Linked DNA regions of Homo sapiens: regions 1 and 3 are each linked to region 2. A link is an interaction called in ENCODE POLR2A ChIA-PET data of the cell type or tissue named here. Cell type or tissue: GM12878. All regions are shown on one strand. Region 1 overlaps ERC1 (ELKS/RAB6-interacting/CAST family member 1). Region 2 has its middle 40 kb from the start of FBXL14. Region 3 has its middle 6.1 kb from the start of CACNA2D4.

Region 1 (4,000 bases), 130 kb after region 2:
TACAGACAACTGGCATGTCTTAGGACAGTCAGAGATTCAGGAATTTGGGCTGGTGAGAATGCTGGTACTTAAGTTTGTTTCTCTGCTCTGTTTGTCAAGAGCTTCTACAAGTCTGTGGGGAAGGGGAAGAAAGCAGAATGCAGAAGAGGTCACCATCCACTCTAACAGGAAAATATTCCTGTCCCCACAAGAGATGTGGCTATGCCATCACACTAAAAAGTGCTCTCACTGCCAACTACCAAGCACAATCCAGCATAAGTGCCTACTAAAATTATGTATGTGCTTTATGTTCCAGGAAGCAGATAGTTTTGTTTACACAACAGAAACACAAATTTAAAGGAAATAATACTCCTGGCAGCAAAGAATTCTAACCCTGTTCTACTCTAAGCAGTAGCATGCTATTCCAACCCCTACTCCCCACAAAAAATTAACAGGCAACTGAACAATAAGAAAAGAAAAAAAAAGGTTCTTAGGTTTTAAGGATTTAAGAAAAAGCTTCTTGAGGTCTCAAGCCACTCTGACATCTCCCTGGCTATGCGTTAGTGAGCTATTATCGACCTGTGGAGTAGAGACAGATTATCTATCTATCTATCTATCTATCTATCTATCTATCTATCTATCTATCGATCTATCTATCTATCTATCATCTATCTATCTATCTATCTATCTATCTATCTATCTATCTATCTATCTATCATCTCAAGCTCTTCTCAAGACACACTTTCAGCAGACGGCTGGGTAGAGAGAATCACAGGCAATTACTTCAGTGTTTATTTCTTTTTCAAAGGTCAAAACCATTTTTAGTTTGTTTACTTCTAGGGATGAAGAAACAAGAGGAAAAGGGAGGATGACAGTGAGCTTCCTAAGGCTGCCTGGGTCTCTCCTGTCTTCCTGGTTAAGACACCACTGCCTTGAGGATCTTTAGAATTAAGAAAAACTACTCTTTTTTGCTTTTTTCCCAATGGTTCTTTTAGAGACATAAGAGACTACTCTTTTTAAATCGTGATATGAAGAAACCACTTTGTTTTAAACAGCTAAAGAACAGAATAGAATTGTACTTGTGTTGGTATACAGAGAATGAGCTTTGGTTCAAGCAAATATCAGGAAAGCAGTAAAACTGTAGCCAAAGGTCATAAGGTGTCGTATTTATGAAGCTGTCCTTCCTGACCTGCTCTAATTCTTCTATTACCCCTCTATTGAAAACACCTGACATTGTATGTTCAATCATTAGTTTTTTCTCTAAAGATTTAAGGTAGATTGCCTACTCATTCATTATGTCATTATGAGCTGCTTCTTCCTTCAATATTAGTTATTAGAAGGCTAGGACCAACGCTCAGTCAACCTTGGAGGTAACTAACTTCCTGAAGTGAGTACTATTTTATCCACAGCATCTCATCCACACTGAGACTTAGAAAATAGATTATTAAAAAAGAAACATACACACACACACACACGTACATACACACACGAAACCATATTATCTGGCAATCTGCCACCCAGAAAATACTAAAATTCAATATTCAACAAGTATTCATTGAATACCTATTACTTGTTTAACAATATTTACATCTACCTTTACTGTTACTTTGTAGTGCCCCTTGCTGATTTAAGACAGATAAAGTAGATTTCAAGACAAATGATATTTCTGAAAATCAAAAGGGATGTTTCACAGTGGTAAGAAGGCCAGTTTATCAGGAGTATATAACAATCATAAATGAGTCTGCAAACACAGCCAGAGCTTCAAAATACAATGTAAAACCTGAAATAATTCAAAGGACAAGCAGAAAAATCTCCGATTTTTGTTGGAGATTTGAATGCTTCTTTCTCTGCAATTAACAGACCTCTCCCTCTACAAAAATTCAGTGAAGACAGGGAGGATCTGACAGACTCTATCAACCACCTGACCCAGTTGATACTTACAGAACACTGTATGTGACAATTAAAGAATACCATTCCTTTAAGAGCACAAGTTATGTTCACTAAGATGGATCATGTTTTGGGCCATAAAACAACAGTCTCAAAAATGTAAAATAATTAAGACAATACAATGTATGGTTTGTGATCACAGTGAGATTAAACAGCTGTTAAAAGATAAACAAAGGCACGTTAAAATTTTAAAGAGTTTATTTGAGCAGACAACAATTCGTTAATCAGGCAGCCTTAGGCCATAAGTGGTGGGGGGTTCTGATGAAGAGACTGGTAGAAGACTTTTGTAAGGTGAAAGCAGAAGCAAGGTAAAGAAAATCTCTTATTGGTTAAAGTGGGGCAGTAATGTTTTTTGGATCATTCCAGTGGAAAGTCCCTGGTTAGAGGTTGGCCAGGCAGTTCCTGATCGGTTAAACTTGAGTATTGGAAAGCCCCTAGGTAGGGGGTTAGTTGGTGGTTTCTGATTGGCCTAGAATATGACTGTTTACAAAGAGTTGGGTTTCAGTTTGTTTATGTAGGAACTCAGGGCATTGGAGCTGCCTTAGCCTAACGGCCTCCCAACCAAAATTACGCTGAGTTTGAAATAGGTACATGAAAAAATGCTGAGCATCACTAATCATTTGCATGCAAATGCAAACCATGAGATACCATCACACACCAATCAAAATCGCTATTATTTAAAAACCCCAAAAAACAAAAAATAACAAATGCTGGAGAGGATGTGGAGAAAAGGGAACTCTTACACAGTGTTTGTGGCAATGTAAATTAGAACAGCCATTACAGAAAACAGCATGGAGGGTTTTCAGCAAACTAAAATAGAACTATCATACAATCCAGCTATGATACCACTAGGTATATATCCAAAGGAAAGGAAATCAGTAATCAAAGAGATCACTGTACTCCCATGTTTAGTGCAGCACTATTTACAACTGCCAAGATATGGAACTAACCTAAGTATCCATCAACAGACGAATGGATAAATGTGGCAAATATCTATACAATGCAATGCTATTTAGTGATTAAAAAAAAAAAGAATGAAATTCTGTCATTTTAGCAACACAGATGAGCTGGGAGGACAATATGTTAAGTGAAAAAGTCAGGCACAGAGAGATAAATACCATACTTTCTCATTCATGTATGGAAGCTTAAAAGGTTGATCTCATACAAACAGAGAGTAGAATAGTGATTACTAGAGGCCAGGAAGGGTAGGGGGAAGGGGAAAGCCAGGGGTGGGTTAATGAATATAAAATTGCTTTTGCAAGAATTATAAAAGTGAGAAAAATCTAACCTGACTCCATCTTGCTTCTAACGTCACAAGCTCACTCCCCTGCTCATTCCTGGGCATAGGCCAAGCTAACTATGGGAGGAATTTAGCTTATAGTTTAACTTTGAAGCAAAAATGATAATAGTCCCTCTGCAAGCTGACCCCCACGGGGGACTGAAACCATCTCTGTAAGACAAATGAAAGGCCACAAGGTTAGGATTATGGGAAAAGACTGAATTCTGCTAAGATGTAGGTGTAGTTAAATGATAACCAGCCATTGTTCCCTAGCTTATTTTGCCAGGCTGGAGTGCAATGGCATGATCTCGGCTTACTACAACCTCTGCCTCCCTGGTTCAAGCAATTCTCCTGCCTCAGCTTCCCAAGTAGCTGGGACTACAGGCACGCACCACCATACCCAGCTAATTTTTTTTTTTTTTTGTATTTTTAGTAGAGATGGGGTTTCACCATGTTGGCCAGGATGGTCTCGATCTCCTGACCTCATGATCCACCTGCCTCAGCCTCCCAAAGTGTTGGGATTACAGGCGTGAGCCACTGTGCGCAGCCCGTTCCCTAGCTTACTTTTCTAAAATTGCTTACTCATCAAGAGTCATGTAGCTGGAGGTTACAAAATTTGTAACTTCCCCAATTACTCCTATAGATAACATCACTGTTGTAAAACCTAAGATTGGTCTTTAAGATATTTTTCAGACTTTTGCATTCTGGCAACCAACTGACTCCACTCGGACCTGTTACTCATACCAAGGAACTGACTCAACCGGTCTTGTGACCCCCACCTAGAAACTGATTTAG
Region 2 (4,000 bases):
GACGTGAACCCGGGAAGCAGAGCTTGCAGTGAGCCGAGATTGCGCCACTGGACTCCAGCCTGGGCGACAGAGCAAGATTCCGTCTCAAAAAAAAAAAAGTTTCATCCATGGATGAAACATAGATGCTAAGCAAAATAAGCCAGACACAAAAGGACATATTTTATAATTCCACTTCTAAGAGGTATTTATAATAGATAAACTCATAGATAGAAAGTAGGTCCCGATGTGGTGGCTCGCGCCTGTAATCCAGCACTTCGGGAGGCTGAGGTGGGAGGATCACTTGAGCCCAGGAGTTTGAGACCAGCCTGGTCAACATGGTGAGACCCTGTCTATACAAAAAATAAAAACTAAAAAATTAGCAGAGTGTGGTGGCACACACCTGTAGTCCCAGCTACTTAGGAGGCTGAGGTGGGAGGACTGCTTAAGCCCAGAAGTTTGAGCCTGCAGTGAGCTGTGGTTGCACCACTGCACTCCAACTTGGGTAACAGAGCAAGACCCTGTCTCAAAAATAAATACATACATACATACGCAGGAAAGTAGAAGCAGACAGAAAGAAGTGGTTGTCAGGGGCTGGAAGGCAGGAAGGATGGGAAGTTATTGTTTTATGTTAATTAAACAATAGTGTTAATTCTGAACAGAATTTCAGTTGGGGAAGATGGAAAAGTTTTGGAGATGGACGTGGTGATGATTACACAGCAGTGTGAATGTGCCCAATGCCACAGAACTGTACACTTAAAAATGGTTGAAATGGAAAATTTTGTTAAGTACATTTTACCATAAATTTTTAAAAAACAATAATGTTTGTGAACCTATCTGATAATTGAAAAAACTGGTCTTTGTCCGTGAGTCCCTGTTGGAGCATAAAGCTTCTTCTGCTCAGTGAATGAGCAGATACGAGGCAGCATTGAAAGGAATGCATCCCACATTTGACTGCCCAGTTTGATAGCTAGCAGCACCCCAGGGGTCAAAAGACATATGAGGCCGGGTGTGGTGGCTCATGCCTGTAATCCCAGCACTTTGGGAGGCCAAGGCAGGTGGATCACCTGAGGTCAGAAGTTCAAGACCAGCCTGGCCAGCATGGTGAAACCCCATATCTAGTAAAAATACAAAACTTAGCCAGGCGTGATGGTAGGTGCCTGTAATCCCAGCTACTCAGGAGTCTGAAGCAGGAGAATCGCTTGAACCAGAGAGGCGGAGGTTGCAGTGAGCTGAGATCGCACCACTGCATTCCAGCCTGGGTGACAAGAGAGAGACTCCGTCTCAAAAAAAAAAAAAAAAAAAGACATGGGTCCTTTTTGGACTGTGACCTTGTGTAGCAGGTTTTACCCTGAACCATTAGGGATCAATGAAGCTGATAAATTGTTCCCGTGGGTTAAGAACCAATGCCCATCATCAAGGAGAAATAAGGATTCTCCCAACCGGCCCCTTCCCTCCCATTGCCACATAAGGGAAACTTCTACCATTGCCCCCTCAGAAAGAGACCAAACTCAGACTGCAACCCCTGCCCCCCCACCACTCAGGCAGGTGATCTGGAAGGATCGAGGGGCTTTCCCAGCATCTCAGCCTGTCAGAGGCAAGTCAGAATGAGAATCCAACGCCTACTCAGACACCAGAGCCTCCCTGCCACTCTAGTAGCCAGGACGACTGGAACTATTGCCTACCACAGCCCCTGGCTAAAAATACAACCTCCTCTGAGATGGTTTCAGTTATTCAAATGTTTGAGAGCCAGGCAGCACCTGGCCTGGGTACTATACAAACATCTGGCTGAGGGACTGCCAGAAAACCACTGGGCAGCTGGAGGTCGTATGGGAACTGTGCCCCTGCAGCTGCATGGCCCTGTCCACCTCCTGGCACTTCTCCTTCAAGACCTTCCTTCCACTCTTTCTCCTGCCCGATCGCTGGTCTCCTTCGCTCCTCTGCCCCACCTGGCTTCTCTGCTCTGCCCAGGATGGAATCTCTCCTACCATCTCTGTTCCTTTATTCCCTGCCACACCTCTATCTACCTTTCCACTCGACCTTCACCTGGAAGGGTTTTTCCCTCTCTCGCTTGCCAGTTCAGGGGTTTCCTCCAAGTCCTTCTCAAATGCCATTTGTCTCTGAAAGGCTTCCAGGAACCTCCCACATGGGTAGCTCTCCTGCAGCATCTGCTGGCCAGTCAGCCTCACCAGGGAGGACTCATTCATCGCACAAAATTTGCCCACACCTGCTCCAGGCCGAGCCCTTCATGAGGGCAGGGCCACGGGCACAGTGGTGTATGGAAGGGGGTTTCTGCCCTCAAAGATGGGGGTCCACTGAGGAGGACAAACTAAAACCAAATAGTTAAAGGAACGCACTAGGTTTTAAATCGGAATTTTTGTGTAGAGGTGTCTTTGGGAGCTCTGAGGAGAAAGCAGCCTGCTTGGAGAGGCTGGGAGGTGTGAATCTTGAGTAAACGTGGTCGTCCCCCAGGCTTGTAGCTGCAAAAGGGCACTGCCAACAGCAGCAAGGCATCACGAGGACCACAAGTGTGGCTCTTCGGACGTCATGCTCAGGAAAACAGCAGGCGGCTCTGACCGGCCGTGATGCCGGGCTCATCCAGGAGAGATGTGGGAAATGGAATTGAATCGGAAGGGCTTGGAACTCCCGGCTCAGGAGTGAGAGTCCAGCTTCCTCCTGGGGCCACAGTGCGCTGCTCGGTGTTCCTTAGTAAAAGGCGTGTCACTGGCTATGGTCTCACCAGATTGCCTGTCTAATTCTTATTTTTCATTTGGGAAAGTTCAGAGCAGTTTTCCCTTGGCACCAGTTCACAGCAGAGCCAAAACTTTTGCTAAACGCATGGTTAAAGATTCACAAACATCACAGCAACTGGCACTGTCACAATGGCTCCTGCTGGAGCTACAAAACAGTCCCCAGAGCCTATCTAAGATGAGCAACCTCAGTGACTGACATCAGACGCTCAGGGTGTGCGAGTGTGCTCGTCCACTAAACGTGGCAGAGGACAGATCGATGGTGCCCTCTGACGAAGGGTTCCACAAATAAGCATGGGATACACTCCCTCCTGCTCCTGAGGGAGTCACACGGCATATGAACACATTAAACCTCTGTGGTTTTAAAAAAATGTGTTTAATTTGGTGGAAACCAGCATTTCTCAAACTTACTTGATCACACAACCTTTTTTTCCTCCAAGTGCCTATTAACCTCTCAGGAAGAACAGATGTTGGGAAGCGCAGGATTAGATGATTTCCAGCTGACCTTTCAGCCATTAAAATCCACTGCTTTATGGCTTGAGTATAAGTCACTGGGCTGGAACGTGAGTAACCAAAACATAATTGAGTTTTAGATATACTAACATTTATTCCGAGAAGTCCTCAAAACTGGAAATGGGCATGACTTTACGAAGGGATGTGATGATGACGAAGGGTCCACAGGGGGCCGGAGGGCCACGAATGGGAGAAGAACACAGAAAGCAGGAGAAAGAAAAGGCCTGAGAGGAAGGCAGACTGGTTGAAAGATTCTGATTGGAAGAAGAAAAGGATCTAGTTAAGTTAAGAAAGTTTGGAAAGCATGAGACAGCTTCACAGAAATTCTTTGGGCACCGAGAAAGGCTGAGACAGGGATCAGGAGGCCGTAAGGAGAATGGCCTCTGCTTCACGGCAGAGGAAACCGTTCCCTTGGGGGACACTGGAATGGAGAGGAGGAACCATGGCAGAGCACGATGTGCAAGCCAGGATGGCCTAGCAGGAAAGCACACTCAGATGCAAGGAGAGAGGGACCAGACAACTGGGGGGTGAAAAGGACGGAGAATGGAAGGGCTAATGAGCACCTCAGCCTACATGAAGAGCAAGGGGCTGGCTACCTGTCATCTACCCACATAGCATGAGTAATTCCAGGCTAACTCTGTCACCTTACTCTCAATCCCTTCCCCTCTTGCAACTGCTGGGATCTTGCCCCATGAATCACCCTCCTCTCTCGCACATCTTAGGCCCTTGCCAACCTGTCTCCATGTTTCCTTTGACACTGC
Region 3 (4,000 bases), 370 kb before region 2:
CCCTGTGCTGAGAGCTTTACCTGCCTCATTTTGTTCAATACTCACAGGAGTGAGGCAGACCTAGTTGCCCACATCGTACCCTTCTGTTCTTCCTTGATAACAACACCCAGCCCCAGGCAACAGATCATGATTTGTTAGACAAGTTACGGTAATCCTGTTCCCATCTTTCTAGCCTCCCTTGCCGCTGAGGGTGACCATGTTGCCAACTTTTGGCCAATTAGTCAGAGGCATTGCCCTTCTCCTGTCCCCTACTGTGAACTTGGACGTGATGTTGAATGGCAGCAGCCAACTTGTGACTGTGAGGTGAACCACATGAGGATGAAAGCCAGCAGGCAGAGGAGGGAAGGCAGAAAGAAGGAGGGCCTAGGTCTCTGCAGACATCACGGAGCAGCTGAGCCAAGACCGGCTGCTGCTGGAACTGCCCACTCCAAACTTCGTGTTTTCACAAATCCCTATTTGTCATCTGGGTTTTCTGTTACTTGCAGCTGAGTAAATTTCTGCCTGACACAGGTAGTATCATTCCCATTTTATAGATAAGAAAAACGAGATGCTGTGGATAAAAGGGTTAGGAAGGGACAGTGCTGGGGTTCAAGCCCAGACCCCCAGATGCCAGAGCCTGAGCTTGCGCATTGTCTGTAAAGTGTTGGTTAGGCACATTACTAATATCAATGAGACTGCAAGGCAGATGCTCACCCCATTTAACAGGCTAATTACAGACACGTTTTGTCTTTATATTACATAAAGCACAGTGGCCCTGGCTCTCAGGACTGCCGGCACCCTCTCTCTGGCCAAGGTCATGTGGACAGCCCCTCATGAGAAGATCTGGACCAACCAGTGCTGAGCACATGCAAACTCTTTTCAGACATAGGGCCATCTGCAGCAGCTCAGGGAAGTCAGAGCCACCTGTGGAGAACTCCAGCACCCCAGGCCCCTCCCACATACAAATGGGGAAACTGAGGCCCAGAGCGGGAAGTGCTTTGCCCAAAGTTACATTTTGAGTTACAGAGCTGAGACCTGATGCCAGGTCCCCTTCCCCAGGTAGGTGCACTCTCCACCCTCCCGGGAGGTTTCCAGGCCTCCTTCCCCAGGTGGGTGCTCCCTCCATCCTCCTGGGTGGTTTCCAGGTCTCCTTCCCCAGGTGGGTGCTCCCTCCATCCTCCCAGGAGGTTTCCAGGCCTCCTTCCCCAGGTTAGTGCTCTCTCCATCCTCCCAGGAGGTTTCCAGGCCTCCTTCCCCAGGTGAGTGCTTCCTCTGTCTTCCCGGGAGGTTTCCAGGTCTCTTTCCCCAGGTGAGTGCTCCCTCCGTCCTCCCAGGAGGTTTCCAGGCCTTCTTCCCCAGGTGAGTGCTCCCTCTGTCCTCCCCTGCACTGCACCTCAGCGCACCTGGTCAACATAGACCTGGGATTCAGACCAGAGTCCTCACATGCCTCGCCCTTGTCCCCATGGTGAAGTTGCTGTCAGGATGCTGGTGAGCCACTGGCATGGACAATGTCATACTGCCACTCTGCCTCCATTTCCCATTTTCCTACGCATGGGGTCCTGGGGCCAACCCATCACGGGTCAGAACCTGGAACACATCCTCTGGGTTCACAGCTAGCCCTCACTTGTTGGTTAAATGAGGAAATTGCTGGTGCCTCTCAGCACTTCCTCTGGTCTTTCCTCTCAAAACCTGTTCTTTGATGCTTGAATTTCCTCCTGAGGCCTCCCTGCACTCCTCCCGGGCTGTGAAGCTGTGGAAACTCACCAGGTCTTTTCACCACGAAGTCCTCCCCCAGCTCCTAAATCCCCGCTGGGCCCTCTGAGTTTCTTCTGCTTCAGTCTTTGCCTCCCCATACTCTCTCTCTCTCTCTCGCTCTCTCTCTCTCTCTCTCTCTCTCTCTCACACACACACACACACACACACACACACACACACCCTCTAACAAGTTACCTTCAGGGTATTTATAGACATGGCAGGTCCCCAGGGATCCACTCTTTGGCAGACCGCCTCTTCGCACAGCCTCCCAGCGGCTGCCTGCCTGGGCAGCGTCTAATTAGCCCGCTGCCCTCTGCTCCCGGGCTTTGATGTGCTTCAGACTTTCCAGGCAGAAGGTACAATTTGGAGGCCTGACGTCCCGCAGGCAGGAGACTGCACCAGCAAATCTAGGTTGATGCTAGGCTAATGAGCTTGTTTACCATCTGGATTCAAGCTGCATTTCTTAGTGATGGTGGGGAGACGTGCGTGTGCATGTGTGTGCCCATGTGTGTGTGGGTAGTTGCAGGAGGCACATGTTCAAGCAAGACCATTTTGTTTAATGACCTTATTTCTCACTTCCTCCTCCCTTGTTGAGTAAAAATTGGATGGGCTGGCCGGGTGCGGTGGCTGACACCTGTAATCCCAGCACTTTGGGAGGCCGAGGTGGGCGGATCACAAGGTCAGGAGATCGAGACCATCCTGGCTAACATGGTGAAACCCGGTCTCTACTAAAAATACAAAAAAAAAAAATATTAGCCAGGCGTGGTGGCGGGCACCTGTAGTCCCAGCTACTCGGGAGGCTGAGGCAGGAGAATGGCATGAACCCGGGAGGCAGAGCTTGCAGTGAGCCGAGATCGCGCCACTGCACTCCAGCCTGGGCGACAGAGTGAGACTCCGTCTCAAAAAAAAGAAAAAAAAATTGCCTGGGCCATGATGAAAGGCATTAGGAGTCTGAAATGCACTCTCCCTTTCAAAGCTCTGCAATCCAGCCAGACTGGCATTTTGGAGCGATGGATGTGTGAAGAATGGGAAGCAGTCTCTGGGGGATGAGGAAGTTGGGAGGGTTCTGGACTCCTGGTTTTGCCCCGGGCAGCTCTATAGCACCCCCCACACACCTCTTTTTTCTCTCTTCTTTTAAAACATTGTGCTAAAATACACGTAACTCAAAATGTACCATCGTAAGCATGTTTTAGCTCAGTGGTGCTAAATACATTCATGCGCTTGTGAAACCACCACCACCCTCCATCTCCAGAACCCTTTTCACCTTGCAGAACCAAAGCTCTGCACCCACTAAACACTAACTCCCCACTGCTCCCTCCTCCAGCCCTGGGCACCCACCATTCTGCTTTCTGTCTCTGTGAATCTGAGAACCACGTATCAATGGAATCATACAGTATTCGTCTTTCTGTGACTGGCTTATTTCACTCATAATGTCCTCAAGGTTCATCCATGTTGTAGCGTGTGTCAGGATTTCCTTCCTCTTAATAGTTCATCATGTGCAATACCACGTTTTGTTTGTTTGATGACACTTGGATTTATCCATGATCCATGTCCATCCGTGGTGGACACCCGGGTTGCTCCCACCTTCTGCTGTCGTGAATCACACTGCAATGAATAGTGGCGTACAAATACCACAGAAGGCCTTCGTGATGTCCTGTGTCACTTGAAGATGAAATGAGCCGCCGGAGACACATTCGTAAAATGAACGGGAAATGAAAGCCTTTGCCTGGCTACATGGGGGTTTCCAAACTGACCCTGGGGCCCTGGGGCTCCTGTTCAAAGGCCCCAGAGAGCGGAGGCGGAGACAAGCAGGACTTGGCCCAAGCGCCCTCACCTCCACCCAGAATCACCCCCCTTTCAATCCCTCCTTCATTCCAATCACATTTTTATTTCCTTGTGCTGAGGGACTGGGCATACAGCAGGGACAAACAGCCCGCAGGCCCTGCCCCTTATGGAGGCTGCGTGCTAGAGGAGGAGGCCTGTATATGGCACGTCCCATGATAGCCACTGAGGAGAAGAAAGATGCTGTGAAGAAGGACAGGGAACGTCAGGGGTCGGGCCAAGATGGTGGATCTTGTAGCCAGGAAAGTCTTCACTCATTAAAAAGGTGATTTTCAAAAAAAAAAAAAAGGTTTTTTAATGGAGAAGTAATTCACATGCCGTAAAATTCTCCATGTTAAAGTTTGCAGCTCGGTGCTTGACAGGCTATTCACAAAGCCGTGCGTCACTGCCCACCACTCTCTCATTCAAGGACACTTTCATCATA

What was found. ChIA-PET counts read pairs that join two places held together with the same protein. Peaks named below come from ENCODE experiments on the same cell type or tissue, not always from the same donor. Only the 100,000 strongest peaks of a DNase experiment are listed, where the experiment ranks them.
Region 1: POLR2A ChIA-PET joins it to region 2 with 6 read pairs; 3 of 35 experiments call an interaction of 5 or more read pairs at or near these places.
Region 3: POLR2A ChIA-PET joins it to region 2 with 7 read pairs; 1 of 35 experiments calls an interaction of 5 or more read pairs at or near these places.

Annotation. Positions count from the first base shown.
Region 1 is chr12:1,421,490-1,425,489 of GRCh38, reverse strand. All of the region lies in intron 17 of ERC1 (ELKS/RAB6-interacting/CAST family member 1), which reads right to left. Among named protein-coding and RNA genes, the nearest start is that of LINC00942, 77 kb to the left of the region's middle. RefSeq lists an enhancer at 2,244-2,293. In GM12878, no CTCF peak of the experiment used is centred here; a DNase peak (open chromatin) is centred at 2,369; H3K27ac peaks cover 1,873 bases.
Region 2 is chr12:1,552,294-1,556,293 of GRCh38, reverse strand. No RefSeq gene overlaps it. Among named protein-coding and RNA genes, the nearest start is that of FBXL14, 40 kb to the left of the region's middle. RefSeq lists enhancers at 1,457-1,556, 1,837-1,896, 1,957-2,026. In GM12878, a CTCF peak has its summit at 2,155 (motif pointing left); a DNase peak (open chromatin) is centred at 1,643; H3K4me3 peaks cover 544 bases; H3K27ac peaks cover 1,529 bases.
Region 3 is chr12:1,922,710-1,926,709 of GRCh38, reverse strand. No RefSeq gene overlaps it. Among named protein-coding and RNA genes, the nearest start is that of CACNA2D4, 6.1 kb to the right of the region's middle. In GM12878, no CTCF peak of the experiment used is centred here; DNase peaks (open chromatin) are centred at 1,659 and 2,139.